Regions from separate parts of the Homo sapiens genome. Here region 1 is linked to region 2. A link is a loop called in an ENCODE intact Hi-C map of the cell type or tissue named here. Cell type or tissue: A673. All regions are shown on one strand.

Region 1 (8,000 bases), 280 kb after region 2:
TACCTTCACTTTACCATTAGCCTAAGATCACTCAAAACATCTGGAAGTTATTATTTTAAAAAGAATCTCAGAAGTATGCCTGCCTCTCACTGTTAAATATATGTGATGGTGCAGATTATTCAGAGCAGTGTTAAGGCATCAACATAAGTGCAGCCCCATGGAGTCAGGGACAGAGGTCAAGGTGAAGTGTTTCTTTACCTTTGAAGACTTCTGGCACCCAGGCTTACACCTACACTTCAGCTCGGCAATCCGGATGTCAGGGAAGTGAGAGGCGAAGTTTGAACCCATGTGAACTGTACATTTTGGGACTTGAGTATTCAGGAACTTGGCTCTCTTTGATGAGAAATTACTTCCCTCCTCCATCGGCTCAGCTTTTCTTCTTCCACCTTCCCTTTCCTCCCTCTCTCCCTCCTCTTTCCCCTTCCTCTCTTCTTCCTCTTTCCCTTCCTCTCTTCCTCCTTCCTTTCTTCCTTCCTCCTTTTAAGTCATCACCACCACCAGCACTACAAAAACCTATAGCATGTTCATGTCAGAACTTCTAAAGAGTTGTTGTAAAGATTAAGATACAAGTGGGGAAGAAAGAAATTTAAATTCATTAGAATAATTTTGATCATCATAATTAAAACAATTTTTCTTTATTATGGACACTTTCAAGCATATAAACATCTGACTAATCCAATGAACCCCTTGTACTAATCACTCACCTTCAGTAAAGTTGGCCAATCTCTATTTCATCCTTTCATCTTTCTCCCCAATCATGTCCACCCTCCTCCTGACCCCACCTGAGATTACTTCAGAACAAATCCAAGGCATCATATTGTTTCATCTGTAAATAATTCAGCAGTATTTATAAGAGATAATCTCTCTTATTTTAAACATAATCACAATACTATCATATCTAAAAAAAATAATTTGTTAATATTATAAAATATTCAGTCAGTTCTCAAATTTCCCTGATTATCTCCTTTTTATTCTTGGTTTGTTCAAATGAGGACCCAAATAAGACGCACTCATTGCATGCTGCTGAAATAGCTCTTGTCGCTCATAGTCTGTAGGCTTCCTTGCCCTCCTGTTTTCTTGCCGTTTATTTATTGAAGAAACTGAGCTATTTGTTTTGCAGAATTTTTACCATTCTGCATTTTGCTGATTGCATCTTCATGGTATCATTTAACATGTTCTTGTAATTCCTGTAATTACCTAGAATTCCTGTAATTACCTGTAATTCCTATCAGCTGATAGTTATACCTAGAAGCTTGTCATTATTAGTAGCAATATCAAAAACTTCACTTTTGAGACTGGCAATTTCTACGTCTGACATCTTACCACAGTGAACAAGGCAGCATCCCAAACTCTTCTGAGTCAATAAGAAAAGGGTAACTCTTGCAGTAATGCCAAGTTCAGTTTCTGTTCACTTTGCAAAAAATGTATGCCCACTACTAGACCCATGACTGTCAACTAGAATGTGCTGGGCCTCCTCTCCTGTCTGTGCATGGGAATGGGCACAACCAGGTGGAAAGAACATGAACTTGGGAGTCAGATAGCTCTAGATGTGAATTCTGACTTCAGGTTTTATGAAGTACATAGCTTGTCTAGTGAATTCATATCTCCACTTCTCAGATTCCTTGTATACAAGGATAATGTCTGTCTTACCAGGCTGCCAAGATGTACCTGACATGTAGTATGTGTTCAATAATTGTTTCTTTTCCAGCTTAGGTTAAAAATGGGAATTTTCAAGAAACCACAAACCCACAGAGTTTGTTTAGATCCAAACACAGATATGGCATTTGCCAGCCTCATAAACAATAGAGGAGGCTTTCAGGCAAGCCCCAAGAAAGCATGTTCAGAAAGGGGAAGGAACGTGGGGACAGGAACTATTGCTCCCCTTCTCTCTTTGTACTCAGAAAATCCAGGAAATTCTTCCTCAAGAAAGCATGACCCATTTCAGCCTAAAAGCGTGCTTTTCTCTGGACTGTGCTGGCTTGAGAACATATTTCTTTTACCAAAAAATGAGTTCACAGTAAGTGACTCAGAAGCATATGGATGAAATTTCCTTTAAGCCACTCAAGGGATTAGAAATTAAGGGAAAGAGTGCCTGGCAAAATGCATTTGGGGTTTTGCCAAGCCCAAACCAACTGAGAAATAGTTAAGACACAAGGCAGATCTCAAATGCTGCCAAGTTTACCCATCTTAGCAGGACAGGGATTTATAATTAGAGCTGCTCAGAAAAGCACTGCCTTACGGGTGGCAAAGGACAAAAAAGGCTTTGTCCCCAACATCTCCACAGGCTGCGGTTTCCCAGATGGGCCCTTAACAGTGTACACACCCTCTCCATCGCCAGGGTCCTCAAAGCCACCGCCTCTACCAAGCAAGGTTCGACTTCTACACCACGCCCCTGACATTCTCTCCAGGCCTCTTTTGTTTCTGGCCCAGGCTGGATGCATCACACTGTGAATTCCTGGATGAGGAAGAACAAATCTTGCGGAGTGTTCTGGAATTACAGAGGAGAGCCATAATGGGAAAATGTGACAAAGCAATTCCCTTCTCTGACATACACATTTTACCCCTGTCTCTCACCTTTGTCACGTTTCCCCATTTTTTCACCTTCTGTGGGTTTCTTTTTCTGTAAAATGAAGGGATTGGATCTGCTGGTTTCAAACTGTGCTACCTGGAGCCACTTGCGGGCCTGGCGGGGCCCAGTGGAAGTGGATGGGGAGATGGTGAGAAGGGCTCTCTTCAAAAAAAGCAGGAGGGGGCTCCAACATAGCATTTCAAGGAAATCAAGGGATCCAAAGTTAAACAATTTGAAAATCACAAGTCTGGACGAAGTCTCATTGTTCTTTCCAACTGAACACTGCCGGTGTGGTGTGCCTCACTTCTCAGTCTCCATTCACTAACCCAAATATCCCCAAAGATGTGCACCAATTTTTCTGTCTAGCATTCATCAGAGTGCTCCTGTGTGCCAGGCCCTCTGCTAAGCACTGGGCATACAGCAGTGAACAGAAACCCCAGGGGGCTCATAGACCAGTTGGGAAGATTGGCATTAAACAAATGAATATGTAAATCCAAATCAAGAGGTATGAACACCATGAAAGACAAAATCATGGTTGAAAGTTGAGTGGGCCTGGGGTTGGAGAGATACTGCCCTAAGCATCTCCCCTCCCCACCTGGCTTGCCACTTGCCCCTTTATAGAATAACTAATCGTTGTTCAGTCTTTGATAGTTTCCACTGAAAACATCCCTCTTCTACCTGACAGAGGAGGGTCAAGACACCCAGAGCACAAAGGAGCTGATGGGTTTAGTTAGCTGTTACTGCGGAAAGCCAAGAGGATGAGCTTGAGAGAACAGACTGAGGGCTTTAGATGGGTGAATGTGAGAAAGTCTACAGTGCTTGCTGTGCTGAGGAAAAAATCCAGGTGGATCACCTGGAGGTGACCCAAAGTGCCAATGAAGTGCATGTCAATGGCCCTCTTCACATACTTCACTACTGTATCTGGAGCTCTCCTGAACATCTTTCTCCCATTCCTCACTGAGTTTTGCTAGACATGGCAAATGTTAACTCATTACCAACTCTTAATTGTATTGCTGTTTCTTTGCCCCTGTCTAGCTCTTTCTATTTGTACATTTTGTAAAGAGAAAAGGAATTTAAAAAATAAAACCAAAACAATCTCTGGAGACATTTCTGTGGTTTCCGCTATAGGTAAGGGGCAAACTCACCGTTTCTGGCCTGCAGCGTGTCTGGCCTCTTACCTGGGAGGGAGATGGGGGAGCTAAGCAGAGGGAGACTGGCTTGGCTGCTTGAACAGTGAAGACTCCTGTGGGGCACTAGATGGCAACATTTCTCCAAATCTAAACTTGGCAAGGCCCTGTGGACACAAGGTCAACAGTGCACAGTTGCTAATCCCAACACATTTTATGAAACTCAAGCTTGTGTGGAGGAGAAGACTGAAGCTAGATCTGGTGGACGAGAGGTCCTAACAGTCTCTCTCTCAGAGCTCGGCCCATAGTAAGAGGCTAGTGGTGCTATTTCTACCACTACCACCAACACCACTGCTACAACCATGGCCATCGTCACCACCACCACTATCACCACCACCACTACCACAATTGACTCACTCATGTGGGTATTGTTTTCATTGGTGCTGAAAATTAAACCCTCATTCAGACTAATTCTGGGAGGAGAGATCTAGTTAGCGATATACATCCTTTCAATGTTTTTTCAAATATATGCTACAGCTAGATTAACAAACTGCTGCCCAGTATAGAAACTCAGGAGAATTGCTTTAATGAATAGATAAGAATGGTTTGTATCCGCATATCACTGCTTTTGGTAGATAAGTAGTTGCTTCTTATCTACTTAAGCAATATTTGAAAATAGTATTGTTCTATGTGAACTGAAAATCTACTCCGGAGTTGTGTTTGCATTGTCAATTGATTTAGCATGCGCTTTCTGCTTAGTAACCAGCCCCACTCCCAGGCCCTGCCCTTTTAATTAGTCACCTGTCATCATATTGAAGTGTTCCTCTTGAGGCACCAGTGACCCATGGAGAGTCAAAACCTGGCACTTGACACAGAAACAAACATTTGCTGAACTTATGTAATCGGGCTGGTCAGATGAACTGTTTCTTGGTGATCATGAATTGAACTTACGTGAAAGAACAGGAATCAAGGTGGTCAAGAGGGTGGGAATGTCAAGGGGAAGAGGGCCACCAAGCAGAGTTATAGGACCCAAATTTGACTGCTGGCCACTTCTGTAGATGCCTTAAAGCCCCAGTGCTCCATAGCTGCCACTTGACAGAGGTAGATTTTTTTGCATAGTTGCATTCATGTACTCAATCAACAGATAACAATTAACTTCTGACATGTGTCCAGCATGCTTTCAGGCTCTAGGAATACAGCACTGCACAAGGTACCTGCCCTTATAAGGCTTACATGCTGGTGGAGGAAAGAAACAGAAACAAATAAACAAATTAATAAATATAACTTAGGTTTGATAATACAAAAAGTAAAGCAGGATTCAGGCACAGTGACAAGTAATGGTGTGTGTGTGTGTGTGTGTGTGTGTGTGTGTGTGTGTGTGTGTCCTTTGATTAGTTAGATTCATTAGGGAAGGCTGCTTGGAAGAGATGACATTTGAACAGACAGACTCGAATGAGATGAGGGGGTGAGTCACGTAAGAGTCCCTCAGCTAAAACTAAACCACGTATCACCATTATAGTGAACTGACCTAAGTCAACTTGGTCATGATGCACCACTCTTAAGTTCTTTTTAGTTGAAAATCATTGTTGAAAGATTGAGATAAATAATTTCTATGGTTTGAATGTATGTATGTGTGCCTCCAAAATTTGTAAGTTAAAATTTACACTCCAAGGTGATGGTATTAAGAGGTGGGCCTTTGGGGAAGTGATTAAGTCCTGATGGCTCCACCCTTGTGAACTGAATTAATGCCCTTATAAAAGAGGCTTCAGAGAGCTGCTGACCCATCCTCCATCCCTTCCACCATGTGAGCACAGAGGAAGAGGCACCATCTTGGAAACATAGATCAGCCTTCTCCAGGTACTGAATCTGCTGGTGCCTTAATCTTGGACTTCCCAGCCACTTAGGTTCTCTGGAAGCAGATACTGAGACAGATACTAAGATGGAGAAACCTCATCTCTACTAAAAATACAAAATTAGCCGGGAGTGGTGGCGCATGCCTGTAGTCCCAGCTACTCAGGAGGCTGAGGCAGGAGAATCACTTGAACCCAGGAGGCGGAGGTTGCGGTGAGCCGAGATCGTGCCATTGGACTCCAGCCTGGACAACAAGAGCGAAATTCTGTCTCAAAAACACAAAACAAAAAAACATATATGGCCAGCTAGTTCTGCTTTTAAAAAAAAACTCAAAATAATTGAATATCACAAAGAGTACAGACCATCTTTAAACTTCATTTATACTCTTTACACTTATTTTCTCTTGCTAGTTTATCAAAAGTACGACATGATTAGGAGTTTATTTCCATGTTGATGGAGCTTTATAATCTACAAATTGAAGGGAATTATTAATGGTAAATAACTGCTCTGAGTTTTTTTGTTTGTTTGTTTTTACTGGTCTGTTTGAATTCTCTTCTGTTAGCAGAATTTAAGTTCAATAAAGTTTAAGGTAAGTTAAAAAAAAGAAAAAGGGAAGGAATCTAGATTGGGCAGAGGGAAAAGTTGAACCATAATGCACATCCAACAAAGCCTCAACCAACCCAATGTTGAGTTTTAGAGTGAATATTGTAATGAGAAAAACCTTCCCCCAAACTGGGAGGGAGTGGAGAGACCAAAAAATGACTTAAACAAGTCCAGCCTAGCAAATAAATGAGTTTATTAGGACTTACATACAAGGAACTCTTGGACGGCAGCAGGACAGCTTTAGAGATCCACCCTGCCCCCCATCCCTAAGCTGCTTTTAAGCTAATTTTCTGGCTCTTTGCTCTGTGTGTGTGTGTGTGTGTGTGTGTGATGGGATTGCTTTCCCTGGTAGGTTTGCAGATACTCTCTGGGATGTTTGGTTTCTCAGGGATACCTGCTCCTCAGCTGGGTACCATGGGCTTGGCTCATGGCCTGGCCTTCGGGGTTCAGGAAGCAGACACACATCCCTCAGCAACCTGGCAGGGGACACATCACACTACAAATATTAGCCATCAGGGTTATCTTGCACTGGGTCAAATAGCTGCGTCTTTATCCCTGACCTGGCTCAGGCAGCAGATAAGGGCTGTGGGTGAGGAGGCTCTCTGCATCTGAAGCAGACCCCGAAGGAGCAGGCAGCTGCAGCTGTCCCCTGATGGTACTCCCCACAGCTGGGTAGCAAGTCCTTCCTTGAAGGAGGACTCTGGGCCACACATTTATGTATCTACCACACTGTCAGAGGTGTTTGAATCAGAGCAACTCCATCTTGAATAGGGACTGGGTAAAATAAGGCTAAGACCTACTGGGCTGCATTCCCAGATGGTTAAGGCATTCTAAGTCATGGGATGAGATAGGAGGTCAGCACAAGATACAGGTCATAAAGACCTTGCTGATAAAACAGGTTGCAGTAAAGGAGCCAGTCAAAACTCCCCAAAACCAAGATGGTGACAAGAGTGATCTCTGGTCATCCTCACTGCTACAGTCCCACCAGCACCATGACAGTTTACAAATGCCATGGCAATGTCAGGCAGTTACCCTATAAGGTCTGAAAATGGGAGACATGAATAGTCCACCCCTTGTTTTCATATAATCAAGAAATAACCATAAAAATGGGCAACTGGCAGCTCTTGGGCCTGCTCTGCCTATGGAGTAGCCATTCTTTTATTCCTTTACTTTCTTAATAAACGTCCTTTCACTTTACTGTATGGATTCACCTGAAATTCTTTCTTGTGCAAGATCCAAGAACCCTCTCTTGGGGTCTGGATTGGGACCCCTTTCCATTGCAGTGGAGAATGTAACATCTAAAATACGTTGGCCCATCCACACATCTTGAATACCTTTAATTTCACAAAGGAGAGTCCACTTCTAATATTCATTGTACTTATTAACGATGAACTAATTTAAACAATAAAAATCCATTTCTGACATTCACGATGCTAATTAACAAAGCCTCAGGTATTCAGGGAGACATCGATCAAAGAAGCACTTAAAGTGGCTGCCTCTGGAATGTGTCCTTTCTGATAAAATACTAGCTCACTACCCTGGAGTAGAATTTTCCATTAGAGCAACTGACTGCCCTTAGAGTAAAAGCAGAAACGAACCAGCACACACATAATATCCCTGTCTCTACCTCACTGGAGTATTTAAAGTAAATTGGAGACGTCTAAACGGCTCTCATTTAGATATGCTTGTCTTTGGGGTCTTAGATGCTTACTCTCTGATCTTGTCCAATCATGCTGTCTTATGGATTATTTGGTTGCAAGGGACAGAAACATACCTGGACTAGTTGGAGTTTAATGGGGGTTACTGTATGGATCCAAGGATTTGACAGGCAACCTCCAGATACCAAGGTT
Region 2 (8,000 bases):
TCCTCTGCTGTCACCTTCCCCAGCCAGGAAAGTGTCCCAGCCTTGGGCACGCCCCTTCCAGATGGCTGTGGACCCTGAATGACAGGTTGGACTTTTTTTTCCATTTGGAAAGAATCCAAAAGGTTCTAACCCCTGCTTTCACAGTATGGGCATCTCCCATCTTCTTTGTGTCTAATCACAGTAACGCAAACACCTCCATGTGCAGGTGGTGAGACCTGGGAGGGGGTGGTGAGTTGGCAATAGCCTGATGGGTGACTCAGCAATTTATTACACTGTTTGCTTAGGTGACAAACAAGCCTGGCAGTTACCCCCGAGCTTAGCCAAAGCCCTTCAAAGTTCCTTTCCCTTCAGTCTAAAGGATGCATGTGCACACTTCCCAAAGTCGCACAATTAGTTGCATTTATCAACTCACGATTGTCCTTTCTTTGTGGAGCAGTGTTTGAAAGGGAAAGATGAGTCTCCACTCTTCCCCTGCTGCTTTCATAATGCCTGTTTTGTTCACTTGGGATGAACTCTTTCAGAGAGCTCAGGGCTGCAGCCTGTTCCCCTGCTGTGTCTAATATGCTGGGAGTAGTTCTCTCCTCATCATCTCTGTACCTCTGTCTCGGTCCTGGGAAAGAAACCCAATGCCGAGAACACCCTCCCTCATCCCCCTTGCTACGTGGGGGCGATATCTACCTCTGTTTCTTTTGTGCTGCTTTAGTTGCCCACGTCTTCTTCCTTTGTGCTTGGCCTGTCTGAATTTATCTTTCTAGATCAAGGCGGGTCCTCTGGCTTTAAGAAACATGGTTCTCTTGGCATCAAGTAGATTCCCCTCCCTGCCCAGTGATGTCTGCAAAAGAACAGAGGTGGAGACTCATGACGGTGCCATTGCAAGAGCCACCAATGTGCCGCAGGGCCAGCTGCCCACCTGCCAGCTACGCTTTCCTGGTGATCATGATCTATATTCTTTGATTATCAACAGAAATGCCTTAAGAGAATGGTTCTGAATGTCTCTAGGTCTGCAGAAATTATTGCCAGCCCTTCTTCACTTACCAGAGCACGGTAAAGATGAATTTGACAGGCAGGAGCCTGAAGACATATGGTATTTGTGCTGTGGGTTTTGTGTGTGATGAGAGTTCTCAGCTGTCTGATTTCCTCCACCAATTCCTTCGACAAAAGCCTATGTGCTTATGCTGCTGGCCTGGCAGAATTTTGAGAATCTCTGACTCACTGGCAGAGCCTTAGAAGGGCCATATCACCCAGCCTCTTGGCTTCCAAGCAGTGATAGCATTAAGTCATCCCCAATAAAAAGGAATTTACCCTCTTTTAAAATGCCCTTGGAGAAGGAATTCAATTTGGCTCTCTTGGATGTATTTTGGCAGCTACTATGAGGAAATTATTTATATCCAATCTAAATTCTTTAAGTTGAAGAAGTACTTGGGAGATTCTAGAAGTCTGAGGGGCAGGCAATCACTAAGAATCAGGGTAAATAACAGAGACACAAAGTCCTACTACCGTGGTATGACAGATACAGTTGATACTGCATAAATCCTGACAAGTGAATAAATGGTATTTTTGCGGTGTGTCTGGAAAAATATTGGGAAAACTTTCAGAAAGCCTGTCTGTAAACACCTTTAGCAAACAGAAAACAGGTATTCAACCACAGAGCATGGTAAATAAGAATATCTGCCAGATAAATCTAACATTATTCTGTGGCTGAGTGTCAGGCCTGGTGGTTAGAGAGGAAGCATAGTGTCTAATCTCTCCTGGCCTTTGCACAGTTTTGGATTCTCTCCCACATAACACACCTTCAGTAAACTGGGGAAATGTGGTCAGACCACACAGTTACCAGGTGAGTGGTCCTGGCAGCAGAGACAAAAGAAAAATGGGTTAGCAGGGCTCAATTTCAGCCTAGAGTGATACCATGCAGAGCTCGACAGGGACCCACTGCCGGCCAAGAAGGTCATAGTGTCTTCATCAGTGACTTGGATGATGGGCCAAGACTTTGCTCCTCAATTGGGTTAAGAGATGATTAGCTGCTGAGAACAATGATGTGAGATTTCCTCCTGAGTCAGTTAGGTGGGAGGAAAAATGAACAAGCTGACTTGGAAGAATTGTAAAAATGGCCAGAAGCAAATCAAATAAAATCAGGGAGAACAAGTATGACTGAATTGAAGGTCTGTGCCTTGTCAATATTCTGGCAAATTTATAGAATGTGGAGTGTTGGAAGATAGTTTATAAGGCTTAGATAAGGCTTAGAAATATAGGCTTTCAAATCAGACCAACCTAGACTCAAATCCTGCCTTTTCTGTTGCTGGATGCATTACGGTATCACAGCCTTCTGGCTACCCGGTTTCAGAGCCTCAGTGAGCTTATCAGGACTCTAAGAATGAGAAAGAGGACACCTGGCCTGGCAAGGAGTGAGTGCTGGTTTCAGTCCTGCCTTGGTGGGGTGGTCTCATGCAGTGCAAAGCCCACACAAACATATGTGGCTGCCCTGCCTAACTTATCTCAGGCCTTCCTGGCTCCATGCCTCAGTTTCCTTATCAGTCAAATGAAGATAATAAGAGATATTTGAAGTGATTAAATGAGGTAGTAGATACCAAGTGCTTAGCATAGTGCCAGGCACATAGCAGACTCTCAATAAACTCTAACTAAACCAAAAGGGCACAGAGGATCCCAGCATCTGCTCTCATCCACCGATACTTGAAAGGTATATATGTGGGGTGCAAATCATGGTCACCATCAGAAAACTTCTGCTTCCTTAGTCCCTTCTGGTCCCACCGTGGAAGGAGGGGTGGACAGGGTGGAGGCAGAAGCACCAGCAGAGGGTGGGAGCAGCAGCCTTCCACATTCATGCAGAGTAGAGGACTCCTTCTGGGTGAGGCAGTGAGGAAGAAAAGCAGAACGAGGTGGGGCCAGATTCAATGGCCCTTTTCCAGGACCTGTCAGCCCTACTTCACAAGCCCACCTGCTTCTCCATCTCTAGTATTCTAGGCACTGCTTAAGCCTGGACTAGTGGTTAAAGGTCCCATCTGTATAGGACATTCTGGAAGAGGAGTAAGGAGGAACTCCAGCCTCCTCATGCACAAACATGTTGTCTCCTGCAATCCTGAAGTATGTTAGGCATTGGGGCTCTCTGCTGGTTCTAAGATGCCTCCCAGAGAAATAACTCTATAAGCCCCCCTCTAGGCTGCTCCAATTTTCTGGAAGCAGGAGGCCCCAGCGCATGTCTCCCTGCTGGTCTGTTAGTCTCTCTTGTACTTCTGTTATTCATGGCTTCCCAGGGCATGGAGCTCAGAAGGTGGTCTCCAAACCTGCTGGGAGAATAAGGAGTGCTAAGTGTCCTGACATTCCTGGGGAGTCCTAGTGCCCTAGGACTGTGAACAAGTCAGCAAGTCAGAGAAGAGGAGAAGATAAAAAAGGAAAAATCGAGCCCTCATGCAGTAGGGCATAGGATGCTGCACAGGCTGCCTTTGGGACCAGCTGTGTCTGCAGCAGTGTAGCCTTGGGCAGGGAGTCCAGGAGCGTTTTAAGGATAACCCTAGACCTAATCAACTGCACCTGCTCAGTGCCTTTCCTCTGCAAATGAGAACGAAGAGCCACACAATTCCAATGAATGGCCATTGAAATTCACATCAATAAGGAAATGGTATCAGAGCCTGGGAGGGCAGGAATTGAGAACGTAGAGATTAGGAGGCAATTTGATTCTGCAGGGAGCGCTGGTGCAGGGTGAGGCAGAGCCCCAAGCACCCTGTCCCCAGCACTGGCCCAGAACAGGCTCCGCTCAGGAGCAACAAGCGGGAGCACTCCCCTCGGCAGCCACCAGAGGTCATTGGTTCCTGCTGTTCGAGCTGTAGGCTGCTCTGCAGTGCCTTCCAGCCAGTACAGCCCAGACAGTTACTGTTTCCCAACAGTCCTGGAGGAAACCCTGACCCAAGGGGAGACAGGGCAACTCCTTACAGAACACCCTCCATCCCCCTGCCAGGAAGGCTGGGAGCTGGCACCTTGAGCAGAGACCCTGGGCTCCCATCCTAAGCCTTTGGCCTTCAAGAAGCTTTTTCTGAGCACGCTGAAAGATGAGGAAATGGCAAAGCATCCCAGGCTACTTATCAGTGCTCCAGCTTCTGGCCAGGTACCCTGACACCTGCTGCTCCCAGTTTCCTGCCAGAGGAAAAGCCCTCAGGAGCACCTTCCCTCCCCCAGGCATCACTCACTCACTCTGCTTTTTCCTTTTTTGTATTAGAATCCGGTTCTGGGCAGGCAGCCTTGCACCTGAACCACCTCCATCCAGAAAACAAAGCACATTTTCTTTTTAAACCCTCAAGGGTTTATTCTGAATGGCATTTTTGCCATATTAAAAAAAAAAGTTTATCTTCACACTGACCTACAGCAAACTCAGGATATTCTTTGTTCCAAATTAAATAGACTTTTTCTTTTTTAATCTCTATGTTAGCAATATCAGGCCGGGCATGGTGGCTCATCCCAGCACTTTGGGAGGCTGAGGTGGGTGGATCACTTGAGGTCAGGAGTTGGAGACCAGGCTGTCCAACATCATGAAACCCCGTCTCTACTAAAAATACAAAAATTAGCCAGGCGTGGTGGTGTATGCCGGTAATCCCAGCTACTTGGGAGGCTGAGGCAGGAGAATTGCTTGAACCCAGGGGATGGAGGCTACAGTGAGCCGAGATCGTGTCACAGCACTCCAGCCTAGAAGCCAGGGAGAGACTCTGTCTCAAACAAACAAAAACAACAACAACCAAAAAACTCTATGTTAACAATATCAGCATCCAGTTAGAAACCAGCTCTTCCCTGAAATTCAGTCACTCACAAGTCAGTCTGACCAAAGTCCACCTCTTAAACAGCTGTTAAAAGGTCCAGGCCTCAGCATCGCTTGCAACCTTTCTGGCTTGGCCTCTCTGTGTGTTCTAATCTGTTTGCACTCAGCCACCAACGCAAATCTGACCATGAAAGTCTTTGTGGGCTGCCCAAGGCCCAGAGGTCCAAGTGTAACCTTCACAGCCTGGCCCACCCCACCCCTCCTGCCCCAGCCACCTTCTCCTGTAGCCTCGCTGGACTTCTCACTTCTCCTTGAACACCAGTGCTCCGGCCTGGCTCTGTGCCTTTCTGTGGGCCGGGCTCTCCTGCTGGTGTGCCCTCCCCCATTCTCCAGGTGAACACTCCCCCATCTGTCCAGATCCGGAGGAAACATCCTCTTCTCTCCCAGTGCCTGCTGTTCCTTCCTAGGTGTTTCTGCTGCACTCATCATGTCCTATGGCAAGGTTTTATTTCTACATCTATGTGTCCTGACCAGACTGTGAGCTGCCTGATGATGGGAACCCTGTCCCAGTATACATGTCGCTCTGGAATTATCCCAGCAGCCTATACATTATCTAGCATTTAGGAAGGGCTCGATAAATGTTTGATGAATGAATTAATGTTCTCAGTGGAAGTTAAATCACATAACACAATAAAAACCAAACTGGCACCCCACCAATGCTTGGTAAGAACAAATGCTTTAGGTGGGGATCAGGCTGTGCTGCCTCTCCTCTTCTGAGAAGAGATTGTGCAATGACAAAGGTGAAGTGTCCGCTCATAGCGGCACATGCTGCACACCTACCATGCATGAGCAGTGAGTTATGCACTCACGTGCAATACCGTGTTTAATCTCTATCCCCAATTTCATAGATGTGGAGCCTGAGGCTGAGAAAGGCTTGCCCCAGGTCATTCCACAAAATGAAGGGCAGAGAGAGCTTGACGTCAGGCAACACCGAGGGTGGTGCTCTTTACTGTAGCACTGGAAGCCAGAAGGCCAGGGGTCAAGTCTCAGCTCCTCTGCTGTCCCACTGTGTATGTAATCTCAGCCCATCGCTTCATCTCTTTGGGCTCTGTTTTCTTATCTTCACCACAAAATAGTCTTTAGGCTCAAATAGGATTGGGCTATCAAAACATCTAAAAATCATAATGAGCTATGCAGCTATGAAGGACCATGGTTACTAATCTCTGTGGCTCATCCCTCTTCTTTCCTTCAGGCCATTTTTTTTTTTTGAGACGGAGTCTTGCTCTGTTGCCCAGGTTGGAGTGCAGTGGCACAATCTCAGCTCACTGTAACCTCTGTCTCCCAGGTTCAGGAGATTCTTGTGCCTCAGCCTCCCAAATAGCTGGGATTACAGGGACACACCACTACGCCTGGCTAATTTTTTTTTTTTTTTTTGTATTTTTAGTAGAGACAGGGTTTCACCACATTAGTCTTGAACTCCTCACCTCAAGCGATCTGCCCGCTTCAGTCTCCCAAAGTGCTGGGATTACAGGCGTGAGCCACAGTGACTGGACACTTCAGGCCATTTTCTTCCTTCCCCAGCTGTCTTGGTCTTACTTTTCCTCCCAAAGCTGGATTCCCTATTTCTGAGCACTTCTGTGACTTCACAAGGTTGGCTGCATTTACACCCAAGGAGCTGTCCATTGTCCTTACCTTTGCTCATCTGAAAACCCAGTGAGCAGGCAGCCTTAGATGTTTAAATTCCCACGGCCTCCCTGTCCTGGAAGGGACACTCTGCCCCCAGCCGCAGCCCCCACATGCTTCAATATTCTGGTCTGTCTACCTTCCCACCCTCTCTTACCCCTTCCCTCTGAAGTCCATTACAAAAACATTAAACTTCTACTCTGTAGGCAAACAAGTGGGAGCCATCAAAGAGTTGTGGGCAGAACGGGCTCACATCACTCTGGGGGGGTGTGTGGGGTGGACAGGAGGATGGGCAGAGTGAGGGGCAAGGAGGCCAGGGAGAGGCAACTGCAAGAATCCTGCTGAGGAATGCAGGGCAGTCACAGGGGTAGGGTCCTTGCAGTGTCTGCGGCTCCTTGGGTTGCTCGTATTTCACAGCCTGAGACGACTCTCTGTGTCTTCAGGGAGCCATCAATCCTGAGCCTTGGTCTTGCCCCCAGTTCACGCCAGCACCAGGCAGGAAGAGATAAGCCGCCCAGTTTCTCCCACAGGCATCTGGCCAGGGCCTCTCAGTGATCGCTTCCCTCTCCATAAAGCGTTGGGAAGACTTCCAGAGTGCTTACACTCCCTCAGCCCCAGTTGCTCCGGGAAGACCCGCCTGGTAATTCCAAGCATTTGGAGAGGAGCCCCGCCTACCTGGGGAGAGGGAGCCCTCCCCCACCTGCTGCAGGGCATGCACAGGGAGGCCAGGGAGCCTGCTGATTTTTCTTTTGCTTTGGCTCATTTTCCTCCTGGAGCAGCGGGCTCATCTTCTGCATTTTTAATAGCTGAGCATATTTAGCATTCAACACACACGTGTGGGTTGATAAGGCCCAAAGAGAAGGCAACAAGCCATCCAGGGGAGGAAATCCTCCTCCTACCTCCTCTCTGCCTCCTGCCCACCTCAGCCTACAACTGTGGGTCTGAGTTCCCCATCAATTCGCCAGGCCAGACCAGGGTTACCGAAGTGATAGCAGCTGAGAGAGTCAGACTGGCTGACTCGGTCACTGTGCCAGGGTCTGGTCCCATGGCTGAGCAGGGACTCATAAGTAAAGGCTGAAATGCTCATCGGAGCTCAAAAGGGCCAAACAGCCATAACTCCTTCTTGATTCTTATGTGGGGACCGAGTCTTCTTGCCCACCTCCCTCCACTGTCATCAACTACATAGATGTCAACACTGTGAGATGGTGGCCAGGTACCCCCTGACCTCTGGCTCCCACAGGGGTGGTCCCCACTGTCAGGACAGTGAACCAGTGGAAGGGGCCTCTGAGAGGCTGAGTACAGGGCTGGGGATGCTGGGCAGCCTGTGGGTGCTGTCAGGCAGTTCTGCAGGGAACAAACCTGGTAACATGGCAATGCTCTGTTTTCCCCTTTCTTCTTCTTCCTTTTTTTTTTTTTTGAGATAGTCTCGCTCTGTCACCCACACTGGAGTGCAGTGGTGTGATCTTGGCTCACTGCAACCTCTGCCTCCCAGATTCAAGCGATTGTCTTGCCTCAGCCTCCCAAGTAGCTGGGATTACAGGTGCCCGCCACTACA

The links. A loop is a pair of places that touch in the nucleus more often than their neighbours do. Peaks named below come from ENCODE experiments on the same cell type or tissue, not always from the same donor. Only the 100,000 strongest peaks of a DNase experiment are listed, where the experiment ranks them.
Region 1: a loop joins it to region 2, with 2.3 times the contacts of the local background. A loop is called at or near these places in 5 of 110 quality-filtered maps.

Annotation. Positions count from the first base shown.
Region 1 is chr7:105,930,941-105,938,940 of GRCh38, forward strand. No RefSeq gene overlaps it. Among named protein-coding and RNA genes, the nearest start is that of CDHR3, 28 kb to the right of the region's middle. In A673, a CTCF peak has its summit at 3,821 (motif pointing right); DNase peaks (open chromatin) are centred at 2,161 and 3,841; H3K27ac peaks cover 1,931 bases.
Region 2 is chr7:105,648,729-105,656,728 of GRCh38, forward strand. The region is part of intron 4 of ATXN7L1 (ataxin 7 like 1); the gene reads right to left. Among named protein-coding and RNA genes, the nearest start is that of EFCAB10, 71 kb to the left of the region's middle. RefSeq lists enhancers at 1-653, 3,952-4,675, 6,847-7,570 and a silencer at 6,834-7,128. In A673, a CTCF peak has its summit at 3,805 (motif pointing right); DNase peaks (open chromatin) are centred at 463, 1,213, 3,813 and 7,033; H3K27ac peaks cover 6,014 bases.